Linked DNA regions of Mus musculus: region 1 is linked to region 2. Evidence: chromatin loops called from intact Hi-C (ENCODE). Cell type or tissue: gastrocnemius. All regions are shown on one strand. Links, peaks and the distances in the headings refer to the core of each region. The heading gives the core; the rest is flanking DNA.

Region 1 (7,131 bases), core at 3,031-5,530, 59 kb after region 2:
AATCCTAGGTTGTTTTCATGTTACTTCTCAATATCTTTCAAGGTTGAAATACCAACAGGTATTCTGGTGGCTCAAACAATCAAGTTACAGCAGAAACCCCACAGATCTGTCCTGGCCCTGGCCACATAATAACAGCACTACTGAAGTAAGTCCAGTTGGGTGGATTCCACCCAGAAAGAGAGGAAGGCCAAGCCAGAAGAGAGTCAAGGCAGAGAACTTCATCCAGGACACAGGAGTTGGAATCGCTGTGGGCTGGCATTTCACAATATGCATGTCACTCAGTCATGTAACTAGAGAATAGAACTTACACCTCTGAGACTATTTCAAAGTCATCACTCTGAGGAGGCTTTATCCCAATTCCAGAAATATCTTGGCATTCAATCTTGGTGACAAATTATTTTGACTATATTTAGTCGTGGCAAGTTACTTTTTTTTTTCTTTCTGAGAATCAGCATTATTTTCAAATATAGACAGGTCATCCAAAAGCCAGAATAAGATGGGGAAATCAATACTATCCAGGTAGAAAACTAAAAGGTTGAACATAGTAAAATAAGTTGGAAATTCTCATGCAGATACAAAAATCAGTTTGAAAAGAGAACTTTATGCGACGCGGATAGCACTGTGTTATGAGCAAGTTTGACTACTGTGATAGCCTTCAAGGTCATCTGCTGTTGAGGCATGAATTTTGGAATCTCATTATTTACAATTCTTATGTAAAGAAGTCAGCAGTCAGGCGTTTCTAGGTTCTTGGTCTCTTAATCCAGAGAACTGAAAATAAGGCCTCACGCAGATTTGCAAAAAAATCACACAATAACTTAATTGAAATGAAGCAATAACAGACTAGAAAAAGATATAGGTTGACAGTAGGCTACACGAAGAGTACTGAGGGATGAAATTATTGTTCGGGATTTCCTTTCCGAGAGTTCAAGAAAATTTGGTTGATAAGGGTTGTAATATGAGAGCTTTTCTTTTTCCTGGTAGATTAGGGCCTGCATTCACTGTTTTCATCTGTGCAGGTTCCTGTCTGTAGTGCACCTGACATTAATTAGACACACAGTCAACTATGCATAGGCAAAGTCCGGGAATATGGCATTCTCCCTAAAACGCTGAGGATACACTCTTGCCTTACTGTGTACACACCAAACTAAACCCTTGCATCAGATATATTGGGACTGTCTCTAAGTAGAAATGGCTAATCTTGATTGTTGTTAGGAGAGGATAAATGTATCTCTTCTCCAAGAGGGGAAGGCAGGGGACTGATGGGGATCTTGGCTTGTTTGTTCTTGGTTGGGGAAAGGTACCTATATTTTCCCCCTCACCAATCATCTCTGCCCGTAAGCCTCTTCTGGGGATGAGCAAATTCTCCAGTTTAGAAATAGAGGCAGCTTGAAAGATTTGGGGAATTATGAATTGCAGGTTTGGTTATATAAGGTTTTTCCTTTATTACATAAAAATTTAAATACTTCAGGATTAATAAAATTTCACAGTAAACTTGGGAGTTCATCTATCTAGTCCAAATTACTTTGTAAACTTTATTAGTTAATAAGGTGTAGAATAAATCAACGTAAACTCATTAACACTGGGCAGAAGCATAGCTTCTCCCAAGAAAGTTTCATGTCATGAAGATGGCATCTATGTGGATGTAGGTAAGTGAAGAAGGCACTGTCCCATAAAGAGACAACCGCAGATGGCAGCAAGAACCCTTAGTGTGTTGTTTAGCACATCTTAAGCCTAACCTCACCCCACAGATAGGCAAACTGAGTCTCATGGGAGGAAGATGGATTTTTGTCACTGGGAATAACTTGAAAGGCTCTTCTGACTCCAAGTTCAGTGCTCTTCCCACTTTCACTGGCTGCATTTTAAAATTCATAACTCTGAATGAGTCAGGGACCAAGGAGGGAATGCTGATTTCAAAGTCCTTCCAAGAACAAGAGCACTCGTGTTATTCTTATCTACAAAGATAAGAATTCCTTCATCAAACTTCCTTTTGCTTTTGTTTACAGCTTCCTAGCCCGGAGACATAAAAATAATTGACTATCAATCCGACCTAATAACCCTAAAATCAGCAACTTGATCTTGAATGAATGAAGCGAGACACCGCCGAGACGCTCTGCCACGCCTCAATTGTGTTGTTCCCGCGGTCTACCTGGGGCAGCCCAGTGCAGAGGAGGCTTGGCTCTCAGGCCAGCCCAGAGCAGCACGCGGGGCCCAGCAGAAGTGCCAGGCATTCGCGAAAGCCCGCCCGCCAGGAAGCAACTGGCTACCAAAGCGCCACGCGCTCAGGGATGCTGGATCCCGCCCAGGCGCTTCCCCATCTGGGAGTCCAAACGCAACCCAACCAAGGCTGTCCACCTCGCGGCACGCGCAAACCCACCTTCACCAGCAACAGGGCGTGGTCACGGGGCGCGCGCACGCGTGGAACCAATAGGCTAGCCGCGCCAAATGGAAGGGATTGTCTGACCTCCGTGACGTCACAAAACTGGCGGGGAGCGCGCCCTCTTCCGCCCCCCGCCCCTCTGGCCCTCCGGGTCCCGCCCACCCGCCATTGCGCAGCCAATCAGAAGGCGAAGAGCTCAAGAGCGCCTGTGGGGGCGGGGCAGGGTGGAGGCCGGGCGAGGCAGGGGCGCGGAGTGGGCTGGCCTGGGCCGAGCTGCAGCGCGCCGGGGTGCTGCGTGGTGCTGAGTGAGGGAAGGACGCGCACGGAGGGGTGCGGCCGCCACCCGGGGCAGACCGCAGCGGGTGCTCGACTGTGCCCGGTTGGTATCCTCGTCCACCGCTGCCGAGTCGTGAGGGGGCGTCAGGGCGGTGAAGTGGAGGGCGCGCGTGGGGAGCGGCCGCGGGTGGAGGGCCGGGTGCGCGCGGAGCCTCGGTCGCGAGGAGCTGCCGCGGGTCCCGGGCGGCACCCGGCTGTCAGCGCGCGGGGCGCCCGCTGTGGCCCGGGCGTGTCTGCCTCGGCTCCCCGCTGACACGCTTGGCCCCGCGTGGCGGAGCCGGCTGCCCACGGCGGGCTGTGCCTGGAGCTCTGCGGAAGCGGGCGCGGCGTGGGGCCGGGCGGGCCTGAAGATGCTGAGTGCTTGTGGGCTCGGTGCGCTGGCTGCATGGAGCGGCGGCGGTGCGCCTGTCCGGGCTCCTGGAGTTGCCCGCCGGGGGCTGTGATGCCGCCTCGCCTGCCGGGTGGGTTTGTTTGGTTTCTTCTTCTCCCCTCCCCTTTCTCCCCCCTCCATTCTCTCCTCCCCTCCCAGCCCATTCACTGGGCTGCTGCGAGACCTCGCCCCTCCTCCGCTCCCGCCTCCCCGCCGCCGCCTCCTCTAATGAGCATCTCTGCTTTGCTTTCAATGGGCCGCTGCTGCTGTCGCTGCTGCTGTCCGCGCGGGTTGTGGATGTTGTCGGCTCCGTGTTGTGATGACAGGAGAATGTGTGTGTGTCCCGGGCCCAGACGAATTGGTAGGTATTCACATAACTACCTGTGTTGGGTACCCAGGGAAGGATGGTGACTGATTTTGTGTATGAATGGATGGCTCTAGGGGTCCTCATGGAATTAAAGGGTGAGATAAGGAAAAGGAGACAAAGGCGCTCTGGACCAGATTTTATTTTTATTTTTATTTTTTGATAGCTTAAGTGTGATATTCTGGGACACACGAAACTGACCAAACAAGTGCTGGTTTGGTTCTTTGTGTTTTAAGGATAATGGCTTTTCTTCATTCTTGTAGACACTGAACTTGAGCTGTGAAATGGCTAGGCGTTTCCAGAAAATGCTGAAAAATTACAAATCTTAATGCAGGGCGTTTAATGCAATCAGATTACATAAACGGAGGTTCTGATACGTGTAATGAAAAGTGTAGTATTTATTTTCATTTGCGTTAGAATCTTTGCAAGACCGAGAAGCTCCAGAGTAGGCGCACCAGTAGCATTTTTCTAATCGATTTGGTCCATGGGTTTATTGATTAAGTGGAATAAAATCTTGACACAGGCTTTGCCCAGCACACCACAAAGAATGGATGGGGCTCTTTCTGTTTCTGGTTCCGGCGCGCGCACCTTTTTATTACTCATTGGCAACATCAGCCAAATCTGCCCAAGACTGATACGTACAATGTTGCCAAGTGTGGGCCATGATGGTGTATGAACTTTAAAAAATAAATAAATAAAAAGAAAGTGAGATTGCTCAAGTTAACCAACAGCTACTTTGAAATTCTTATTGCCTAATCAGGAGGCTTCTATTTTGTTAATTTAGCAAGTTTATCAGCACAGAGTGTTGTTTTTTTTTTTGTTGAATTACAGGGTGTTTAGAAGGATATTAAGAATTTTCATCTTCCTTATACATCATGTCAGAAGCATTTAATAGTGTATTGACTTGTAGCTGTCTCTGGTCGGATGGAAATACTATATAATTGGTACTGACCTGGTAGAATGCTTATTAGTTATAGAGCAGGTTTCCATGAACTCAGCTTCCCTAAGAATATGCCTTTTGAAAGCATGTTAAGAGATGAAGAATTGGAATGCAATCATATGCTAAGCTCTGAATAACTGAAAAGAAAATAATTGAAAAAACTCATGCGTACTCTGTTATTTTGACGTTTAATCTCAAATACTTTTGCTGTGAAGAAAAAAGATGTAGTGTTTGAATTTAAATATTCAGAGCACCTGCTGCATGAAGCTCTTTGTCACCAGATTTCACTCATTTTTAATCGACTTTAAAAGCAGAAAATCTATCAAAACACGGGAACTTAAGGAAAGGGAAAGGGTCCTAGGCTTCTTATGCCTTGAGTAGATGTTTTTAAATGGTTGGACCTTTGCCATCACCCCCACTCTCACATTGTTTTTAAAGTAATACAAACTTACAGATGTCTGAAAAAAATGTACTTCCATTAAAATTGCACTTACATTTTAGTTTCTAATGATAACATTTGCAGCATAAAAACAGCTTTTTGTGCATACATGCATGAAAAAGGTATGGGTTTATACCCACAAGCTAGTGTGATTGGCATATTTGTACACATCTCCTGGCTCAGACATGTACCCTTAACCTTTGGATGACATTCAGGTATTCAGTTTGAACTGTTATTTAGGTGGTTAGTCCTGGTAAATTTTTTGTTGTTAGAATTTTTTTTTCATTTCAGAAGCCTTATTTATAGACTCTAATTCCAAAATTTCTAGTTCTTGCTATTTTGTACTTTTGTCTTTAGAAACAAATCTCTTCTTGGGTAGTCTAATACTTTACTACATACGAAAGACATTCTGTCCAACTTGTATATTTGGTGCTCTCTACAAAAGCAGACACAAATCTGTCAATTTCCAGTGTTTGATTTTTTCTCTTCCCTCATTTTTTCTTTTTACTTCCTGAATGGCCTACCAAAAAGTACGAGAAAATTGTTTAATATAAAACTAACACTGAGATACTTAAAATTCTATCCTTAGTAGATTCTGCTTTTGAAAAAAAAATAGTTGATAAGAAGATTTGTTTCATTTTCCTTTTTTGTTTATTTAAAACAGTTCTAAAGTGTTTCTTGTAATTTAAATGAATGCATGAGACAATATCTTAGGAATTCAGAGAAAATGTGTTACTGAAGATTCTTTTTTTCTTGTATACATTATTTGCAATAGAGATACATGCTCATCTAAATTTTCTAGATAAATGCCTATTGTAAAATACTGTTTTAAGGATACTTATAATGCTATTCTGTTATAATCTAGACCTCACGCTTAATTTATGGTTCTTTGTTGTTTTCCTATAACAAGTAGGTATCTATTTTTAACCAAAAGAGAAAACATTTCCCAAGGAATGAATAGAGATCTCTAGTAGATAAAATAATATTTCGGTAGCTTGCATTATGACATTTAAACATGGGAAATAATAGCAGGTTAGTTAACATCTGAAACAGGAATCATTTGTTTCCAAAAATCAGGTTTATAGCTACAAGAATACTTGATTTTTTTTTCAATCACAAATGGCGCAGCAAAATTCAGCAGTGAATCAGTAAACCCTATATTTGATTTCAAAGCCTCAGTATCTCAAACATTAAAAGCATGAATTCTAAAGAGGCATTAGAGTTAGTCTGCTTGCATGTATTCACTTAAGTTTAGTGGGGAAGGTCCCAGAGAGGTGAAATGTGTTTTCCCAGGATCATTTGGCGAAGAGCAGACCTCTCCTTCTTTAACTTGCTAAGCTGGCACAGTGGTATAGAGAAGGAAGCTTTACAAGAACATCCATCCACTGAGGTTCAGAAATGCGGGAATTTCTGTTTCAGTTTTACTATGTGGAAAATGTTCTCTAGAAGTTAAAATAAACTTTGCATTAACACAGTGGTATATTTATATAATTTACCAGTAAGATATAAACATGGCTTTGTTGAGGATTTATCAGTGCTTCTGGTGATACCATGTGTAATCAAAGGTCAACAATTGACCACAGGTCAAGGAACAGATCTTCATAAATAGTAGAAGTAACTGTGCAAATGGGAGATCTAAGGCCCCTTTGAAAAAGCATAGAGAGGGAGAATGGTGATTGGGCAGGTAGACTGCTGCGGCACAGTGTTACATAACTTCCTGATCTGTGTTCTCCAGCCAGATAGATGTGTATGCTGAACAGTTTGTACTGCACATAGAAATACAAAAGAAAGAGAAAACAGAAATTTAACTGTAGTTCATTCCTGACTTCATGAATGGTTGAACATTTTAATTACCATAAAACACCCTGTAGAAATTAACCTAGCATAGGGATTTTATGTAAATTGCCTTAGGAAATGTTTTCTATAAAGCACAGCTTGTCAGATAATACAGAGTATAACTTTTCTTTGTGTGTGTGTCTGTCTTAATTTGCTCTCTAGGAATCCCAGTCAGAACGTCCAGTCTGCCACTGTTCTCTGATGCCATGCCAGCACCAACTCAACTGTTTTTTCCTCTCGTCCGTAACTGTGAACTGAGCAGAATCTATGGCACTGCATGTTACTGCCACCACAAACATCTCTGCTGTTCACCACCATACATTCCTCAGAATCGTCTGAGGTACACACCCCATCCTGCATATGCTACCTTTTGTAGGCCACGGGAGAACTGGTGGCAGTATACTCAAGGAAGGAGATACGCTTCTACACCGCAGAAATTTTACCTCACACCTCCACAAGTCAACAGCAT
Region 2 (7,131 bases), core at 1,791-4,290:
CGCAACCTTCTTAATATTATGACTTTTAATATAGTTCCTCCTGTTGTGATGATCTCCAAACATAAAATTATTTCATTGCTACTTTGTAACTGCAATTTTGTTACTGTTATGAATGTTAATGTAAATATCTGACATGCTGGATATCTGATATCATGACCCCAAAAGTTGAGAACCACAGGTTGAGAACCACAGGCTTAGATGTCTAAGTTGTATGCAAATAGAATGATTATATATGCAAACATACGTACATACATTGGTTGCACAAGTAAGGTTTATCTGGGAATAAGGAAAATTATGTTGTATTGTCAAAAGAAAGAAACTATCATTTGGATCATCAGGAGAGAAAAAAACAAATCTAGAAGAGTCTGGAATTTGATCTAAGTTACAGCACCAAGTCTGGTGACTTCTTCAGAAGTAATAATATTTATTCTTTGTAGAAGTTTTAGGAAATACAGAAATGTACAAAAAATACCATCTCTTTAGATACCCACAATTACATTTTGGCTTAACATACTCCCCAAACAGTTTTCTTTATATTATGCATAACATATGCCTTATTTATACTCTTTTGCATAATGGAATTATGTGATACATATGTCTTGCTTTTTAAAATACTAAGGAAAAAGCATATTTTACATAATTGAATATCCTTCAGAGATTGATTTTAAACAAATCAGTTTATATAGAGACATTTTTTATATTTTTATGTTACATATTTTCCCATAAGAATGAAGCCTATGTAGGTCTGGGACTTAAAGACCAGACTGAGCAGCACAGCAAGACCCTAGTTATTAGGGCTTTTTTTTTTTAATTTGTTGGTGGTTTTTTTTTTTTAATTGTAAAGATTTTACTCTCTCTCTCTCTCTCTCTTGCTCTCTCTCTCTCTCTCTCTCTCTGTATTTATTTATTTTTTTATTTCTTTATTTAATGTGAATAGACTGCCTTCAGACCCACCACAAGAGGGCATCAGATCCTATTACAGATGGTTGTGAGCCACCATGTGGTTGCTGTGAATTGAACTCAGGACCTCTGGAAGAGTAGTCAGTGCTCTTAACCACTGGGCCATCTCTCCAGCCCCCTACCCCTTTTTAAGTGAATAAATAACGATTTCTTCCTACAGAGTAGGCAGAAAGATTAACCCATTTACTGAACCCTTGAACCGTTGGTGATGACCTCTGAGAGGTGATTCAAGGTCAAGTCCAAATACTACCTTGTAGCCTCCCCCAGCCTTGAGCAGGCTGGTTCAGACCTTGCTGCCACTGTGAATGAAACCACCTGGGGTGGAGCCTTCTGACCTAGGTGGTTCTATTGTTCTGTCATCAGCACTGTTCATCTCCAAGACCCTGCTACCTGCTGAGAGGCTGAACCTGCCTTCCTGAGAAATTCCTGAGACAGCAGGCAACCCAGTGATTGACACCTTCTGCCAACTTAGTGCTGTCAGACAAATGGCTTACAGGCTGGCGTCAGGCATCCAGAATGGATCATCGGGAGATGGGCTTCCCCCTTTATAAGCACAGAATTTTAGTAAACATTGGGCTTTGATCAGCATCTGTCTTGGCCTTGTCTCTTCTCTCGCCGGTCTCTCTCTTACAGCTCTGGCCTCCCACTCAGGAACCCAGTTCGTGTGGCCTCAGGCAGCTACACTACTCCATCCTTCCCTCTCCTCACTTCCATTCACACAAACTCTAGACACTGCAGGCACAGAATCGACATCACCCAGCAGTGTGCTGTCTGTTTCCCCAGCTGACCTTCCTTCTGGAAGCTTCCAAACTATCATGGTCTTTTTGGGGGAACTCTCTAGCTTCAACTGCTTGACCTGTCTTCTATCTGTGAACTCGGGTTTCCCCCAGAGGCTGCCATCACTCTGGGAACCAGGCCATGGTTTCTCCATCACCATAGCTTCTTTACTACATGGTCACAACATTTATCACCATGTCAGCCTGAACCTGCTCCATCTGCCCCTCGGCAGGGCTGACACCTTTGTCAGGGCACAGGCGATGCCTGCTTAGGCTGCTCACACTATTACATCTCTAGCATGAGAACCGTATGCAGTAAGGCTTTATATAAGATTAATTTGATATTACCCAATTAACTGATTTTGATAGATTTTTATGCCACATATTTTCCTATGGGGATAAGGAGTGTATGAGAGGGGTTTTGTCTATGTGCTACTGTATAATATGTAAATCCAGTGCCTAGAAGTCTATCACCTTTCTTTCTTTCTTTCTTTCTTTCTTTCTTTCTTTCTTTCTTTCTTTCTTTCTTTCTTTCTTTCTTTTTTTTCTCGAGACAGGGTTTCTCTGTGTAGCGCTGGCTGTCCTGGAACTCACTTTGTAGACCAGGCTGGCCTCGAACTCAGAAATCCGCCTGACTCTGCCTCCCAAGTGCTGGGATTAAAGGCATGCGCCACCACACCCGGCTCTATCACTTTCTTAAAGAGTTTCAGTCCACAGCTTGCCTGTCTGTGGATGGGTGTGTGTGTGTGTGTGTGTGTGTGTGTGTGTGTGTGTGTGTGTGTTGGTTTTTATAGTAAAAGGTTACTATGCCCTTTTTCTGTTTCCTGCATCTCTCATTCAAATATATACACACAGTGCATAAATATCTCTTCATGAAAATATTAAACATTTTCTCAAACTATCTTTCAATGCTGTATCTTTTCCTTGTTTGCTACTCTAAACTCTTTAATTATTTGTTTACATCCCAACCACAGTTTCCCCTCCTTCCTTTCCTCCTAGTCCCTCCCCTCCCATCTCCCTTTTCCCCCAACCTTTCATTTCTCTTCAGAAAAGGGAGGCCTCCCACGGATATCAACCAAACATGGCATATCAAGTTGCAGTAAAACAAGACACCTCCTCTCGTATTAAGGCGATTGAGGCAACCAGACTAAGGAAAAGGTTCCCAAAGACAGGCAAAAGAGTCAGAAAAGAAGGAGTAGCACATGAAGACCGAGCTACACAGCTCTAACATATATATGCAGAGGGCCTAGGTCAGTCTCGTGCAGGCTCCATGATTGTCAGTTCAGCCTCTGTGAGCTCCTATGGACCCAGGTTAGTTGATTCTGTAGGTTTTCTTGTGGTGTCCTTAGCCCCTCTGGCTCCTACAATCCTTCCTGCCTGGCTTCTACAGGATTCTCCAAGCTCCTCTTACTGTTTGTCTGTGGGTCTCTGCATCTGTTTCCATCCGCTGCTAGATGAAACCTCTCTGATGCCAAATGCACCGGGCACCAACCTATTAATATAGCAGAACATCATTAGGAAACTCTTACTGTATACTAACCATTTAAAAGAGCAGTACAGTCCATGAGAATAAGATCTCTATGGTGCATTTACACGTTGTTCTCAGAAGGTGGCACAAGAGAGTCTCCTTGGGCTCCTGGAAAGGCCTACTCTGATGCATCTAGAAGCCCCTCTCCCCGGCCTCCTTTCTCAACTTCTGCCTTTTTATCCCTTGTTATCTCCCTCATTTTCTCTCCTTCCAAGTTCCTCTTCAGACCTGTGGCTCAAATTATGAGATTTCCCATTAATTCTGGTTTGTCCTATAATGGAGCTGGGGAAAGGAAGCAGGAAAGTGGTTCTTCCTAAAATGACCCTTCCCCCATAAGTGTTTGCATATCTCCTCTATTGTGTACCAAGGCACACCCTATTTAGAGAGCAGTAACCCCAAATATGTGATATGTGTTGCCCTTTATTTAAGAAATGCTAATTTGTTTAATTCATAAACTAACACACACACTCTCTCTCCCTCTCTCTCTTTCTCTCTCTCTCTCTCTCTCTCTCTGTGTGTGTGTGTGTGTGTGTGTGTGTGTGTGTGTGTGTGTGTGCGCGCGCACGCAAGCATGCACTTGCATGAATATTGTATGGTATTAGCATGCACATATGTACCTATGTGTGGAGGCTAGTGTCTTCCTCAGTCACTTCCCACCATGTTTTTATGACAGTCTGGGAACTCACTGAGCAATCCCAGGCAGGTTTACAAGCCCCATGGGCCTTGTCTCCTCGGGGCTGGGATTACAGTCACACGATGCCACATTGGCTTCTTATGTGCATGCTCAGCGTCTGAGCTCAGTCCTTATGCTTGCCTCCCAAGCACTTTATCAACTGAGCCATCTTCCCAGTCTCCAATCCACAAGCATTTGATGAGTTTATTTCCTTTAATAAAGTCTGAGAATGACCATTTAGCTAAAACTTTATACTTATATCAATTATATACGAATTGAAAAGGCATATGCATTTTAAAAGATATATTTTTAAGCAGAACAACCTCCTTATCCAGTATTATTAAATGTCGTCGTATTCTACAGAGCCAACTGCTGAAGAGGATAATGGCTGAGGCAGCATATGGATTGGCCAAGCTATCTTCCAGCCTGTGATTTTCTCAGTAACTGGAGACTTGAATCCTCAGAACTACACTTAGCTTCTATTTCTCCTTCTCTTTTCCAATTATTAAACTGAAAACTATTTTTCCACAGTACTTACAGCTTTTGACAGAATTTGTTTCAATCTTCTGGTTTGAGCAGAAATGAGAATTCTTCAAATAGGTACTGAGCATGCCACCACACATTAGCCAGCAGAGACACCCAAAGTGATACTTTTAGATTTCGGACTTGAGCCTTGAAGAAGCTCTTCGCAGGATCCAGCTCATTCTGTTTGAGTGCTTCCTCCCTGGTCCCATTTACTCATAGTGCAGAAAAGCTTATTACAAAGAATTTCTTTGGGTTTTTCCAATTTACCATATACTAATTACAAACCATTTTTTCACTTAATGTATTACATTTTATGTTGTATAGTATACATTCTTTATTGTTATAATAAACTTTATTCCATAGTTGGAAAAAAAAGATGTATTTTAAGTCAGATGACACATACTACCAAATAGCTTTCTGTAAAGTTTGTACCAAATGACATCCCAAACAATAATGTCCAGTAGTGTCCCTCACCATCAAGAATAACTTGTCTAGTAGACTGTAGTATCTCACTGAGGTAATAATGTATATTTCCCTAAAGTATATGTCTTTAAGTAATAGGGAAGTGAGAAGTGGTTTGATCTTGTATATTTTAATAATGAATAATTTCAAAGTGTATATTTCTCTTAGTAAAATAATAATAACATTTTAAAATCCTTTAGACTAATTCTGAGATCATCATAGACTAGGAGACACCAAGGTCTTAAATTCAGTCTTAGAACCACAGGCCACAGATATTCACAAGTAAAAAGAGACACGATCACTTAAGTATCTTTATTATTTTATAGCCAAAAATACTTAAGGTCTAGTTATTAAGGGAAATGTATTCCATGAGAGCCATGGTAGTAGAATCAAACAGAAAATGAGGTTTATCTTATAGTCTTATGTGTCTTCAACTTAATCACTATTTTGTAATATATGCTTTGTAATAGGTGGCACAACACTATCACACACACACAAACACATTCACACACTCACAGACACACTGACTTAAATACAAACACAGACAGAGAACATCAGAAAAGATTTTGTTCAGGGAACTAATACACAAAAGTAGGAGATTAATATTAACGAACAACTTCGGTAAGATGCAGAGCATTAATTCTGAGAATATATAAATGAAGTGAAATGAATAAAAGATGTTGATAACATTCAAGTTTATAGAAATGGCATACAATGGAAAAGGGTAAGAAAAAAGTCTTTCATGGGTGAGATGATAAGATGCTTTCACATTCTGAAGAAAACTCACACAGAGTCATCGCTATCTGCTCTTCCCGTTTATCTGAACCTGGCTGTGTAATGGGAGAGGAAGTGCATGTGCCACGGAGTTCCTCCCTGTGGCCTTGAGAACTGACAGAGTCAGTGGACCCAGGGGCACCAGGTTGAGATGAAGCAATATATTCCATCAATGATCACTCAATACAGCTTATTCTAAACCAGGTTCTATGGAAGATCTACTACCATCAAGGACAAGGTCTCTACCTCCTGGAAAAGTTCATCTATCAGACAAGAAAGACAAGTAACAGCAGGATGATATGAGCTGTGACCATCTCATCAGAACCATTGTTGATCAGTCCTTGGGTATTGTCAGCGCCGAAAAAGCTAGGAGTAGAGTGAGGTCAGATGCCAGAGAAAGCAAGCAACAACTTTGCCTGGGGACACAATCCTGGCTTGGGGCTGAGGTCTGATAACTGTCCCTAGATAGAGTGAGTGAGGCAGCAGGGCTGGCTGGCAAGCTGGAGCAAGAAAGAGCCTCAAGGACAAATGTGAAGTCAGAAGTGGGAGGAGTCAGGGAGAGTCAATGCAAAGACATGATAAAGGTGAAAGAACCAGACTAGAAGAGTTTGTAGAAGAACAATTCGAATCTGTTATGAGAAGGGATGTTCTTTTTTTTTTTTTTTTTTTTTTTTTTTTTTTTTTTTCGAGACAGGGTTTCTCTGTATAGCCCTGGCTGTCCTGGAACTCACTTTGTAGACCAGGCTGGCCTCGAACTCAGAAATCCACCTGCCTCTGCCTCCCAAGTGCTGGGATTAAAGGCGTGCACCACCACGCCCTGTGAGAAGGGATGTTCTTGAAGACTTATTGACCAGTCCCAGAAAAAATTTCATGCTGATCTTAAGGACTTTATTATCTAACCATGTATCTAACTAAAGAGGCAGATACTTATGGTGCTGTGGGAAAGAGTTGGTCATCAACTGATATTTCTAAGGCTTCATAGAGAAAGGAACAGCTTGGGTTCTGGTCTGCCTCTGGATAGAAGAGGAAAGGGACATGGTGTAAGATGAGCCTTCTGGCTAGGGATACTGTTGCTGTGATGAAACAGCAGGGTGACTAAAAGCAGCTTGAGGAGGAAAGGGTTTATTTAACTTATACATCTTGAGTCTATTGAGGAATGTCAAGGCAAGAATTCAAACCAGCAGGCAGGAGCTGATGCAGAGGTGATGAAGGACTGCTGCTTACTGGCTTGCTCCTCATGGCCTGCTCAGCCTGCTTTGTCTGTTTGCTTGTTTGTTTGTTTGCTTTAAAGATATATATATATATATATATATATATATATATATATATATATATACTGTTGCTGACTTCAGACACACCAGAAGAGGGCATTGGATTCCATTACAGATGGTTGTGAGCCACCATGTGTTTGTTAGGAATTGAACTCAAGTCCT

What was found. Hi-C counts contacts between places; a loop is a spot of excess contacts. Peaks named below come from ENCODE experiments on the same cell type or tissue, not always from the same donor. Only the 100,000 strongest peaks of a DNase experiment are listed, where the experiment ranks them.
Region 1: it touches region 2 in a loop (6-fold over the local background); 11 of 42 quality-filtered maps call a loop at or near these places.

The regions. Positions count from the first base shown.
Region 1 is chr4:11,961,927-11,969,057 of GRCm38, reverse strand. Pdp1 (pyruvate dehyrogenase phosphatase catalytic subunit 1) reads left to right here and starts at 2,608. Exons shown (of 3, transcript NM_001098230.1): 1 at 2,608-2,756; 2 at 3,410-3,444; 3 at 6,825-7,131. The coding sequence starts at 3,414. It overlaps 1700123M08Rik (RIKEN cDNA 1700123M08 gene), which reads right to left and starts at 2,484. Exons shown (of 5, transcript NR_040577.1): 1 at 2,375-2,484. In gastrocnemius, for the core only: no CTCF peak of the experiment used is centred there; DNase peaks (open chromatin) are centred at 3,251 and 4,026; H3K4me3 peaks cover 2,233 bases; H3K27ac peaks cover 2,220 bases.
Region 2 is chr4:12,020,089-12,027,219 of GRCm38, reverse strand. No RefSeq gene overlaps it. Among named protein-coding and RNA genes, the nearest start is that of Gm46844, 9.7 kb to the right of the region's middle. In gastrocnemius, for the core only: a CTCF peak has its summit at 3,340 (motif pointing right); a DNase peak (open chromatin) is centred at 3,373; H3K27ac peaks cover 2,046 bases.